3 separate regions of the Mus musculus genome follow, and regions 2 and 3 are each linked to region 1. A link is a loop called in an ENCODE intact Hi-C map of the cell type or tissue named here. Cell type or tissue: gastrocnemius. All regions are shown on one strand.

Region 1 (4,000 bases):
GATATAGAACAAGACGACCTTTATGTGTTGCTTGCTGCACACAAGACCGGATCTACATTCTAGATTTCAAGATAGTTATGGCTGGAAAGACTCTAAGCTACCAAGTCACCTGATGCCGTCATTGGACCGGTGGGAAATATAGAATGGAGATAATTAAAGTAACATGGGGGGGGGGGTGCATTGTTTGTGGTCATTAATATTATTTGTCAGCTTGTCAGCATGTATAATCACGTAAGAAACAAACCACTAGGCGTGTCTATGAGGGAGTTTCTAGATTAGAGTAATTGAAGTCGTAATACCCACTGTAACTGAAAGGGGGCGCCATTCCATGAATTCGGATTCAGAACTGAACCAACAGATAAAGCAAGCTGGGCACAGGATTCACCTCTCGTGTCCCAACTGGGGGCACAGTAGAATTAACAGTCTCATGACCCTGTCATGATGAACCGTGCCTTCGAGCTGTGAGCCAACATAATTTTTTGCTTCTTTAATTTGGTTTTGTCAAGTATCTCAACACAGCATGGAGAATGGCAACTAAAGCATCCGTACTACGCTGTGAAAGCATACTTCATCTGGATCCGGTGCCAAGTGCAGTGATAATGGATGGATGTGATCCCACTTGGGAGCCCAGAGCAGGAGGGTTAAAGGTTTGAGGAGTGGGGAAAGGCAGAAAGGCCTGTGTTCAAATTCTAATCACATTGCTTATTCGTTGGGCAAACAGATCTCTACGGATCCTTCCATTTCTCCAGTTTAAAATGAGGACATTCCTACTTTGCAAAATAGCCAAGATAATTAAAACTTATGTACATTAAACTCATGACAAAAAGCAGTAAATGACAGCTATTGTTACATGCTTACACTCCGTTCTCTATGTACCAGTAAATTACGGGACTGTTTTGTAGCCAGCACCAACACAAGCCTATAACTCATGTCTCTCACACAAAATGCTCGTTTCTCTATGCAACATCCAGCCTAATAGAAATTTGCATGGGTCCATGGGTTCCCACCAGGTCTATTTAAGAATAACAAACAAACATATCTCTTCCTGTGCCCATTGCAAGCCCTTTGAGACTTTTCTGTGCCCTGGAGAATCAGATATACAATTTGTAATTTTATTCAGCAGTGAAATGCCAACATGGGGGTGTGGGGGGACTGCTAAAACAATATTTCAACCCGGGAGTACCAGGTCTGGCACACAGAATAAAAGGCTCTTTACTAGGAAAAATAATCTATCAATTTTATGAAAGGGCTTTTGGAAAGGCTGAACATAGTAGCACTGCAGTTTAAAACAGAAGTGGTACACTGTTCTAATTTGGGGGGCAGGGGTGTGGACATTGTATGCCTCCACTACAGAAAGGAATTTTGTTTGCGTCAACCTATATTTTTAGAATATGACATGCAAATAATGTTATTTTATATGGGTTAATAAGGGCTGTGAGAAAATGAGGGTGTATGGCACATATAAAGATAATAATAATAGATAGATAACCTTGGACACATCTCCACAGTTAAAACACTGAAAAAAATAATCTTTCCCTGCACATAAAAAAAATCCTCTTGGGTCTATCGTCCTGTGTATATTCCTTGCATTAAAATATAGCTGTGGTCTTAATCCTGGTAAAGAACAAGTCCAGAGAGGGCTCTGTAAAAGAGAGGGCTCCACGGAGCTTATTTTTGGTAAGAGCCACTTGAGGGCGCTCTAGAGTTCACTGCAGCCTGTCCGTTCACTCAAAAGGTGGCTGGTTGCCTAGGGAATATTGCTGAAGGTTTGAAGTTGCAGAACAGACCAGCAATGTGTGAATAAAGAGCCCCAATAAAGAGCAATGGCCAGGGCTTAGTAATTCAGCACCGCCGTATAGTCAGGGGTCCCTGCAGCCACAGAAGGACGTCAAAGTGATAAAAGGCGAAACACACTCCAACAGCAAAATTGACTGTGTACTTCCCCCATGGTCTATTTATTAATTTCTGGATAGATAGATAAATAGATGATAAATACAGATATAGATAGATACATAGATAAATATGTAATATATGTGTATATGTATATATGTGTGTGTGTGTGTGTGTGTGTGTGTGTGTGTGTATGAATGTGTGTGTGTGTGTGTGTGTGTGTGTGTGTGTGTGTGTGTGTGTGCGCGCGTGTGTATTGACCTTAGCTGTTTAGAACCCTAGACATGTCAACTGAGCTAAGGAGAATGTCTGTTTTCGCTCTCTACATAGGTAGAAGCAGAGAAGAAACATAGTATCCACAAGGTGGGCGGCAAACATGGTTAGTTTCAAGTCCTCCAAAGCTAACAGCTGGCAATCAACTCACCCAGAGTAGCCTTTTTGGGGTTGTAGTTTAATTGTGTTAGTTAAAATTGAAACTGGTGTCCTTCATGCCAGTGGCTTAAGTCATATTCTCAGTATCTCCTCCTTACACCTTGGCCTCTATAGTACTTTCAAAATATAAAGACAAGTGTTTGCCTACGACACAAAGCTATGAGAATTCAACAGAGTAGCTGCCTTGTTGCTGGTTTTCTCTGTTCTACCTGAGCATTCTTAGAGATGCTGTTCAGCGATTCTGCAGGGAACCCATCATTAGGATGATGATGATGATGATGGTGATGATGGTGATGGTGATGACGGTGATGGTGATGATGATGATGATGATGGTGATGGTGATGGTGATGATGATGATGATGATGGTGATGGTGATGGTGATGGTGATGATGATGATGATTTGAAAATACACCCAATTTAAAAATAATAGCCTGAATATACAAACTGTCTTTTTTTATATATATATATAGAATGTGAAATTGATTTGTTCCTTTAGGAATATAAAACAAATAATCCCAGTTAATTTTTTTCTTATGATCTCAACCTTACTTTTTTGTACGAAATTAAATAGACATGTTACCTCAGTGCAGTGTGTTCAACATTGGAGAGACTTCTATAACCCATGTCACAGAGCATAGTACTTAACTTCTCTCAAATCGTTGGCTCAATTGCTTATCTCCTGGCTGCTTAATATGTGCTGAAAATCTTCCTACAGCATGGACATCTCTATCCAGTCTAGGACATATGTGGGAACTCAGTAAATGGCCATGATGGATCATGAGTACAGAAGAAAACAGTACACATTACAAAATAAAAGAGAGCAAGCAGACACAAGTGGTCCAGACAGTAGGTCCGAGTCTTGCCTTTGCTACCCTAGGTCATGGTGTAGCCACCTTTTAACTTGTATGAAGTGTCTGGATGTACACCTTGCCCCTGCTGTACGATAACCGGAAGTGCAGCCTGGTGCTGTTGTGAAGTCAAGGTGTGTATCCTACCTACTGTGTGCATGTGAGCTGTATATGTGTTGTGTCAAGAAATAAATGAAACTTGACTAGGTTGAGACAGGGGGGAGGAGTGCTATAAGGAATTGGGAATACAAGACAGAACATGAGGCGAGGCTGTAAGGTGTTACAGAGAAGCTTCATCAAAAAGGTGACATGGTGGCAAAGACTTGGCAACAGTGAAAACGAATGACATGGGTATCAGAAGAGAACGTTCAAAGACCCTGTGGTTGCCTCTAAGAGCCCTCTACCGCAGGAAAAAAGTAAAAGGTGATTCAGCATATCTCTTTTTTAAAAAAAATTCCCTAGACTGTCAGGCTGAAAATAAGGTATAATTCACAACATGTATAGGGAAGGCAATGCTGTCACCCAATTTAGAGCTCACAAAGTCTAGAAACGGCGATGACAGTGCTGGTGCAGGCATGGTGAGATTCTGGGTGGGTCACATCTGACTTTTCCAGCTGGATTGGGCCAAGGATGTAAGAAAGGGAAAACCAAACACTCAAGCATGAAGGACAGACATAGGCAAGGAAGCTCTTCACAGTGACGGTGACCCCCTTGAGACTAAAGACATCCCCAAGCAACCAGTGTCACCAGATGTAAGGAAAGCCACACAGAGATAATTAAGGCATGGTGTGCAGGGGTGAGTGAAACAATGAAAAATGATTTTAGTTAAA
Region 2 (4,000 bases), 810 kb after region 1:
CACAGCCCACCCATGAAATGCCACCACCCAACCCAGGTGACACGGATGCTATCCAGGCTCCTGCAGAGCGAGGCAGGACCTCCCCCTCGAGAGCCTTGAAGGGCAGCCTGGCAGGGTCATACCCCTTCCACAGGTAACGCCATCACACTGTCCTGAAGACAAGTGAGCTCCGCCTGCAGCTCCAGTCCGCAGCGCGCAGTAAATTCTAGGTGAGGGAGAAAGAACGTAGAGAAATTTGAGCAAGTTATCCAAGTATGGATGGGGTTCAAGCCAAAATGAGCAAAGACTCTCTATCAGGGAGTTAGCTTTCCTGCCGCGATAGCTTCACCCCAGACGGCTCTGGTGGTACTACCTGCTGTGTTTGCATAAGTCACAAGACATGGGCTTTATGTCCCTGTCTATCTGCCAATATTTCTAGCTTCTTGGCTCCCTCGTCTATGGAAAGAAGTCATCCATGCAATGCTAATGAGTGCCCATCATATCCAAAGGAGGGATTAGAGATTTTTCCATAAGCCTCTCCTTTGACTTTGTCATCCTACCAAGGTCATGGAGAAAGGTGACACATTGTTTATATATCCCTACTCACCTTAACCACAGGGTGAACCCAAGTTCCAAAACGGTAGTGACAAGGCTGCTAGAGTGTTCTGCCCTCTGATCCAAGCCCCCAGAATGAAAAATCCTCTTACCACTTTTCTCGTCTGTTACCACCTCTACAAGCAATGGTCTCTTGATGTCAGTTAATTACTAATAACTTTTAGGTAGATCGAGCAAACCTTTTCATTAATGAACCAACTTAAAATTCTGACATAGAGCACTACAGGAGTCCTAGAGCCTTGTGTATAGAGAATTTACCACAGACTGGTGCTGAGCTTAAAAGTAACATCATTATTCAGTTTAGAGATAATGGGCTCAACAAAGCAAATTTAATAAATCCTTCCGGGATCTAAGCAGAGGAAAATTAAAATTAGAAGTATAAATTGTTAGTTCTAGGGCAAGAGAGTGGCTCAGTTGCAGTCTTCCTGCCTATAGGATGACTTGTATGTGGCCCCTGGCATCCACCTGCATTAGGAAGGGAGATCACATTCTTTTTACATGTGCAGACATTTCCTGAATCCCACCAGCAATGGCTATGTCCATATGACAGCATCGCTCTCGCTGCATAGAATGGACGCGATTTACAACCGGTCCTCTGAGTGGAAAGGCATTCCGAAAGCTTCTCGAAACTTAACGCTGTCAAGGTGAGGGGAGTGTAAACACCCAGGGAGGGAAAGTGACCTGAGCTGAAAAGAGACCTGCTCATCGGAACTCTGAGCTCTTCCACCTCAGGTTCTTGTCACGAGGTGACTAGCAACAGTTTTGGTGAAGATCCACTTCATCCCAACATTCCCTCCCAGATAAACGGACGGGAAGCCTATTGTGCCAAGTTCAGAAATTAACTCCTTAAAAGTCGTTCCCAGGTCCTCCTGCCTCTACATCCTCCCCTTTTCTCTCCCTTAATTCTCTCTTTCTGAAATGACCCCAGCAAGAGCTGCCTGGGTTGTAACCATTTAAAAAAAAAAAAACATTGTGTCTGCTTTTCTTCACCTTAGGGGGAAAGCCATGCTGGTCCATTGATAAGCCAGGTGATTTTGACAGTTGAGGATATCACAGGGAAGGAGAGTCTTTCATCTCCAACTTATTGACAAAAGGTTATGAGCAAGCAGGTTTCAAAGTCTCACTTCAGCTGTGACATTATCTCCAAGGTCAGGCTTGAGATTTAAGCATTATTCTCCATCGCTGAAACGCAATTCTGCAAAGCACATAGAGGGAGACGTTGAGTGGTCCGAGCAGCACGGCTCACAAGAAATAGGGAAGGGAGTGACAATCTTTCTACAAGTCTGTCCTCAGTTTTCAGGACTCTGGCTTTTTGGAGGAGTAAGATCCTGTCTCAACATCTGGTGACACCCTTGAGGAGTGAGCCTCAGCAGAGACCTGTGTCTGGGTCATGGTGGCTGCGAGGCACTTTCATGAAGGGCTCTTGCGCCCCCTAGCGATGGGCGTCTTAGCTGTCGACGTCTACGCTAAAGTGGCAGCAATGTCCCGAACCAGAAACAAAACAAAACACAAAAACAAAGGGAGACTTAAGATCTCCATCTACCCGGCTCTGGATGGGCCAATTCAAACGATCCTCTCTGGTCCCATTCTGTTCTGCCCGTAGACTTCCACACATAAAGCGATTCCTTCTGCTTCATGCACCGCCTCACTGAAGCTTGGTCCTTGCAATCCTTACTCCCATAAGATTTTTCCCGACCGCATGCGCCTGCAGAAGTTCTGTCAATCCATGTTCCTCTCGCCTGGCAGATCATAAGAGGGCCCTTCCTCCCAGGAGTTGTCCGCAGGCTGTCTGAGTCCCGCAGCCCACTCAGAACACTGATTGCTGAAATACATTGTTTACTTTTTACTTTCCATGTTAACAGCCCTGTCGCCGCGAAGACTTTCCCAGAAGGACAGATTATTTAAATTCAGAGTGGCATTTTTATTTCTGCCCAAGCTAGGCTCTCACAGAAAGTGCGAGAATGACAGGCAGCCTGAAAAAAAAAAAATCCTTCCTGCCCCCAGCCCCTCCCTTCCACAGCTTGGCCTCATTTGCCAGGGTGAGAAAAAAAAAAAAAATGGACTTTCAACCTTTCTTTCCTGGGTTGTCACACAGAGAAGCCAGTACATGCTGATTTTAAGTGACAGCATGTACCTACCTTAAGAAACCGTCCCTGGCTAGGTAGAATCTAGTGACATTTCTGGAGGCTCCTTTGGGGACCCAAATAAGTAGACCCATTTCCCCACTTTCTCTCTGAGATTAAAAAAAGGGGGGCTAGAGATCACATAGGAAGTCAAAATATCATGGCAGACAAGATGAGATCAGAACCCTACACCTCATGAGAAGATAAAAGTGGACCGCTAGATGTCCGGACTGAACGAGCATCTTGCCCTTCCGTGACAGAACCGCCAGGCCAGACAGGCAGGCTGTCCGTGGGAGGAGGAGGGGAGGGAACAACACTCTTCTACATGAGCCAAGTATGTCCAAGTTCCTATCTTCACCGTTCTCCGGGAAGGCTCCCTCGGGTGCTCCTGGGAGCTGGAGTCCCAGGGAGAGGACACCCCCAGCGGCACACATACACACACCCAGAGCACGGAGAGCCAGGTTCTGCAGCTGGATTAGAAGGCCTATCAGTCCTGGTCTTCAGTCTTTGCTTTTCCCTGGTGCTAAAGCAAGAGCTGGCTTCCCTCACCTGGCCTCTGCCAAAGTACAAGGGGGTCCCCCACATGCCACCTCTTCCTTCTGTGACAGCTGCAGCTCTCTTTGGTGGCTGGCAGTCCTAAACCAGTCCTAAAACCCAAAGTTGCCGCCTCCTAAGTACAAACTGACAGCATTCCAGATTCGGAGGTCCCCACTCTCCCTCCCAGAGCCCTACCCACCCACAGTCACACCTAGAGGCGGTGTTCTATGCCAGTAGTAAAGGCAGGGGAGGCGGGCTCCGGCTCGGGGCTCTTTGAAGGCAACAGGTCCCCAATTACTTCCCGCTCATTAAACTGTGGACGTAGCCTTGCCTGGCTCTTGTAAATCAAAGAAAACACGACTAGCCTTGCCATACTCGGGCTCTGTCTGCAGCCTCCGCCAATTAGCACTCTAGTTAATCAAACTTTAGAAGGTCCCTGGAGAGGCGGTGGAACTGGGAGCAGGCCGGAGCAGAAAAGACCCATTCAGTCTCCGCTTTGCCTGGCTGAAGGCAGCCACTTGTTTTCAGTCAGTTTTCTCCATCTTTAAAGTGGGCTGCTCTGTACATCCCTTAAGCTGTGTGTGCGCATGCGTGCGTGTGTGGGTGCGCGTGTGCGTGCGTGCATGCGCACATGCGCAGAGTGAAAAAGAAGGTGAGCAGAAAAGTTAGAACGAAGACTTCGGGATAATTCTTGCTTGATGCCTTTCAGCATCTCTGGGAGAGTTTCTAGCTGCGCCAATAGCTGA
Region 3 (4,000 bases), 370 kb after region 1:
AAGCCATTCTTTTAAAAACAATAAAGCTTACTAAGTCAAAAACAAGAAAGAACCCATTAAACATATTTATGCAAATACATTATATTTAAGATGATCTTTTAAACATTAAAACAGCACTCTAGATAGTGAGATACTAGGCTATTTCATTTCAAATCGGTAGCTTATAAACAATTGACCTAATCCCAGATTGCTAGTCAAAATTATTTTAATTGTTTTGTTTGTTTGGTTGGTTGGTTTGGTTTTTTCTTTCTTTCTTTTTTTTGGTATCTACAATAAGTGGAAAAATAGTGGAGGTATATTTCGGGTTTTTTAAATATGTGGTTCTATGCATATAAAACCACGAGCCTGCAGAGAACAAAGATAGAATCTGAAGTGCAGTTTGGCATGTAATGAATGCAAGACTAATATATAGACAACATAGGTATTATTTATATAGAAGTTGGAAGCATAGACTTCCAGTCCTGGTGACACGTTTGAATCAGCTTGGCCATCCATTATCTGTGTGGCAGATTTTTTATCTTAGCTAAAGAGCTTGCTTGGAATAACTACTTAATTTTCTTCTGCTTCAATCTTCTTTCTTCTGTGCTTTGTTTGTCGTGCCTTTGTCTCTCGTTTTATTTGTTCGTTTTTTGTTTTGAAAAACAACTTTCACCATAGAGCCCGGGCTAGTCTTGAACTCACTATAGGGGCCATATTGACCTTGAACTCACAGCACTATCTCAGCCTCTAATGTTCTTAGATTAATAAGTGTTTTCTTACATGTAGATGTTACCTGCAAGTGCAAACATGTGGACCACCAGAAACAATGTCTGGTGCATAGTATCTACTGTTATTAGTAAGCGATCATAAGAATTGATTATTGGCTACATTTGGAAGTAAAGCCTGTGTGTCCTAATGGCTGCTACCACTATAGAACTCTTGGGAGTAATCTTATGGGAATGACATGGAGCCTGATATGAAGATCTTCATAAACTATGGCTGTACAGGACTGGAGAGATGGCTCAATGGTTAAGAGCATTGACTGCTTTTCCAGAGGTCCTGAGTTCAATTCCCAGCAACCACATGGTGGCTCACAACCATCTGCAATGGGATCTGATGCCCTCTTCTGGTGTGTCTGAAGACAACGACAGTGTACTCATCATATACATATATAAAGAAATAAAATCTTTAAAAATATGACTGAACAGCAAAGTAAGATCAACTGTCAATCTGGAAAAACAAAGTGGTTCTCACAAAATGAACTCACAGACGTGAAAGCCATTGAGTGATAGCCCAGTGAGTTTGGTCTATTTTAAATTCAAATAAATGATTTTTTTAAATTCATTTAGAAGAATAAAAGTCTGAAATTAGCCCCAAAACATACGAAAGTGAGTAGTGAGGTTGAAAGGGCCCTGGTGAATACCATCTAATATAGTCTGAAGTGGTGCATCACATCTATGTGGTATTGGAATCAATACGAAGAAGTAGATCAGTGTCCTAGAATTACATCATAGAAATAGACCCTCGGATATAGGGAAACTTAACACAAACAAAAAAAATCCTAATTCTGTGGGATTTGATAAATGGTGCTAGCACAACTGGTTATCCATCTGGAAGAATATAAAATTGGACCCATATCTCTCAACATAGTCAAAAATAAATTAAGACAGATTAAAAACAAATGTGGTGGGGGGGGGGGGCAGCAAGAATCCTAGACATGAATTTGCGAGTGAGGGTAGCACATGGATGGCTTGGGCCATGGGTACCAGAAAGTTTCAAATACAGTGGCTGAGATGCCTAAAGCGATTATTTTCTCACAAGGAATCAGAAGGGCCAATGGTCCAAGGATCAAACCTGTCACCCAGGAGCCAGGGTCCCACCATTGTCCCTGCCAGTCTTAGCACGGTGGCTCTTACCCTGCTGTTCCCCTAAGTGGTTGCTTCTCCTCCGTATCCCTGCTGAAAGGGCTGTGGATGCAGAGGGATGTGTCTTGTTCTGCACATTGGACGGTTCCTCTTCACTCCCCGGAGACTTCTAGCAACTCCCTTACTCAGAACTCTGCTAGCTACGTAGCTCTTCTTAGCTTCAGGAAAAGAAGAAACAGGGGCCACTTTTATTCCACAGTGGTTATAACAGAGGTGGCCAGAAGGAAGGGATTGTGTGTCCATAGAGACTGCTCTGGAAGCCATGTGTATACCCCCTAATTAGAGGGAACATGTGCTTAGATGATGTTATTTATTTAAATCAATTTGCATATGAATTACAGTACCCCCCAAATAAAGTCATTATATTAAAGAAGATATATCTCTAACTTGTGAACATAGAGAAGATATATATAATAGGGTTAGAAAGATGGCTTACCATGACCAACATTTGTTCTTGCACAGGACCTGGGTTCAATTCCCAACACTCGCATGATATAACTCACAACCATCTGTATTTCCAGTTCCTGGGGATCCAGCGCCCTCTTCTGACCTCAGGAAACACCAGGCACACAAGTAGTATACAGACATGCATGCAGACAAAGAACTCATGCTAATTAAAAATAAATATAAATCTTCAAAAAATATTTGTATAAGTGAGTAACTTTTGCAAATTGAAAACAGATATCAATTTGGCAGGAAATTGGCATGAATACCCAGTTCAGAACAAGAAGTCAGATAGTCCAGAAATATGAAGAGAAAGGTAAGCTGCTTTTCTTCTGATTCTAGAAAAGATAGTAGCTGATTCCACATCTCTGTTCTCAGACTCCCAGCCTCCAGGACTTCTATTGTCCTTCTTTGGATCATTTGTAGCTCGTCAGTGAATATTCAGGGGATGTCTTAGTTAGGGTTTTACTGCTGTGAACAGACACAATGACCAAGTCAAATCTTATAAGGACAACATTTAATTGGGGCTGGCTTACAGGTTCAGAGGTTCAGTCCATTATCATTAAGGCAGGAGCATGGCAGCATCCAGGCAGGCATGGTGCTGGAGAAGCTGAGAGTTCTACATCTTCATCTGAAGGCTGCTAGCAGAATACTGACTTCCAGGCAACTAGAATGAGAAACTTATAACACACATCCACAGAGCCACACCTACTCCAACAAGGCCACGCCCATTCCAACAGGGCCACACCCTCTAAAAGTGCCACTCCCTGGGCTGAGCACATCTAAACCATCACAGGGGACTTCTTCCAAGCATGGCCAGCAGACAACTCACAGAAGAGTCTCCTGGAAGACGTGTCTCCTTGGCTGGAATTAAGAGCTCAAGATTCCTAAGAGGCATCTCGAGTCTGGGCTGTGGCGGATGGGGTTACATGGCTTCCTGAGGTTTCTGTTCCACTCCAACACCCTATGTGCCGTTATCACAGGGGAACATAGCCAGTCTTCATTAGCTTTGGATACCATTCATTCCTAATGTGAGGACTTCCCGTATGCTTACTAAGGGCAGACTTAGGAAGAAGCAGAAAGGAAACAATATTAACAAAGAAGTGACTCACACAGAGGGCTCTCCAAAACTTTATTCAAAGGCACATGCCAAAGACTGCGAAACACACACAATAAAGTGTTACTTACAGAATCCCCAGTAGCAACATGGGGATTCCAAGAATCCCTGGGAGAAAGAGGAGACAAGAAAATATTGACACCAGCTGTATTAATCATGTGGGTCTTTGAGAGGAACAGTTCCAATTTTAAATCACCAAAGGCCCAAGGCAGAAAATAATCTCTGGTTTGGAAGCCCAGCATGTTTGTCTTTCAGACTGAGGGTAGGAGACAAAAAGCACCTCCAAGTGCACACACACACACACACACACACATGCATGAACACACACACACACACACACACACACACGCATGCATGAACACACACACACATGTATGAACACACATGCACATATCTTTCTCACTTCCTCTCCTTCCTCATATCAACAAGGCTTTGGAGACAAGGATTCACACAGTAGCTCAAGCTGTCTTGGAGTTTAGTGTAGCTCAAGCTGGCCTCAGACCCACAACAATCCTCTAACTTCAACCTCTCAAGT

The links. Peaks named below come from ENCODE experiments on the same cell type or tissue, not always from the same donor. Only the 100,000 strongest peaks of a DNase experiment are listed, where the experiment ranks them.
Region 2: a loop joins it to region 1, with 5 times the contacts of the local background. A loop is called at or near these places in 11 of 42 quality-filtered maps.
Region 3: a loop joins it to region 1, with 2.3 times the contacts of the local background. A loop is called at or near these places in 2 of 42 quality-filtered maps.

Annotation. Positions count from the first base shown.
Region 1 is chr8:49,033,434-49,037,433 of GRCm38, reverse strand. It overlaps a transcript of Tenm3 not described here. Among named protein-coding and RNA genes, the nearest start is that of Gm25830, 77 kb to the right of the region's middle. In gastrocnemius, CTCF peaks have their summits at 313 and 1,693 (motif pointing right); a DNase peak (open chromatin) is centred at 1,706.
Region 2 is chr8:48,220,564-48,224,563 of GRCm38, reverse strand. It overlaps Gm32923 (a long non-coding RNA gene), which reads right to left. Exons shown (of 3, transcript XR_870430.3): 1 at 1,585-4,000; 2 at 123-205. Among named protein-coding and RNA genes, the nearest start is that of Gm32923, 2.5 kb to the right of the region's middle. In gastrocnemius, a CTCF peak has its summit at 2,033; DNase peaks (open chromatin) are centred at 63, 2,020, 2,290 and 3,127; H3K4me3 peaks cover 634 bases; H3K27ac peaks cover 390 bases.
Region 3 is chr8:48,659,229-48,663,228 of GRCm38, reverse strand. All of the region lies in intron 1 of Tenm3 (teneurin transmembrane protein 3), which reads left to right. It overlaps Gm39178 (a long non-coding RNA gene), which reads right to left and starts at 2,425. Exons shown (of 2, transcript XR_001778778.2): 1 at 1,896-2,425. In gastrocnemius, a CTCF peak has its summit at 2,458 (motif pointing left); no DNase peak of the experiment used is centred here.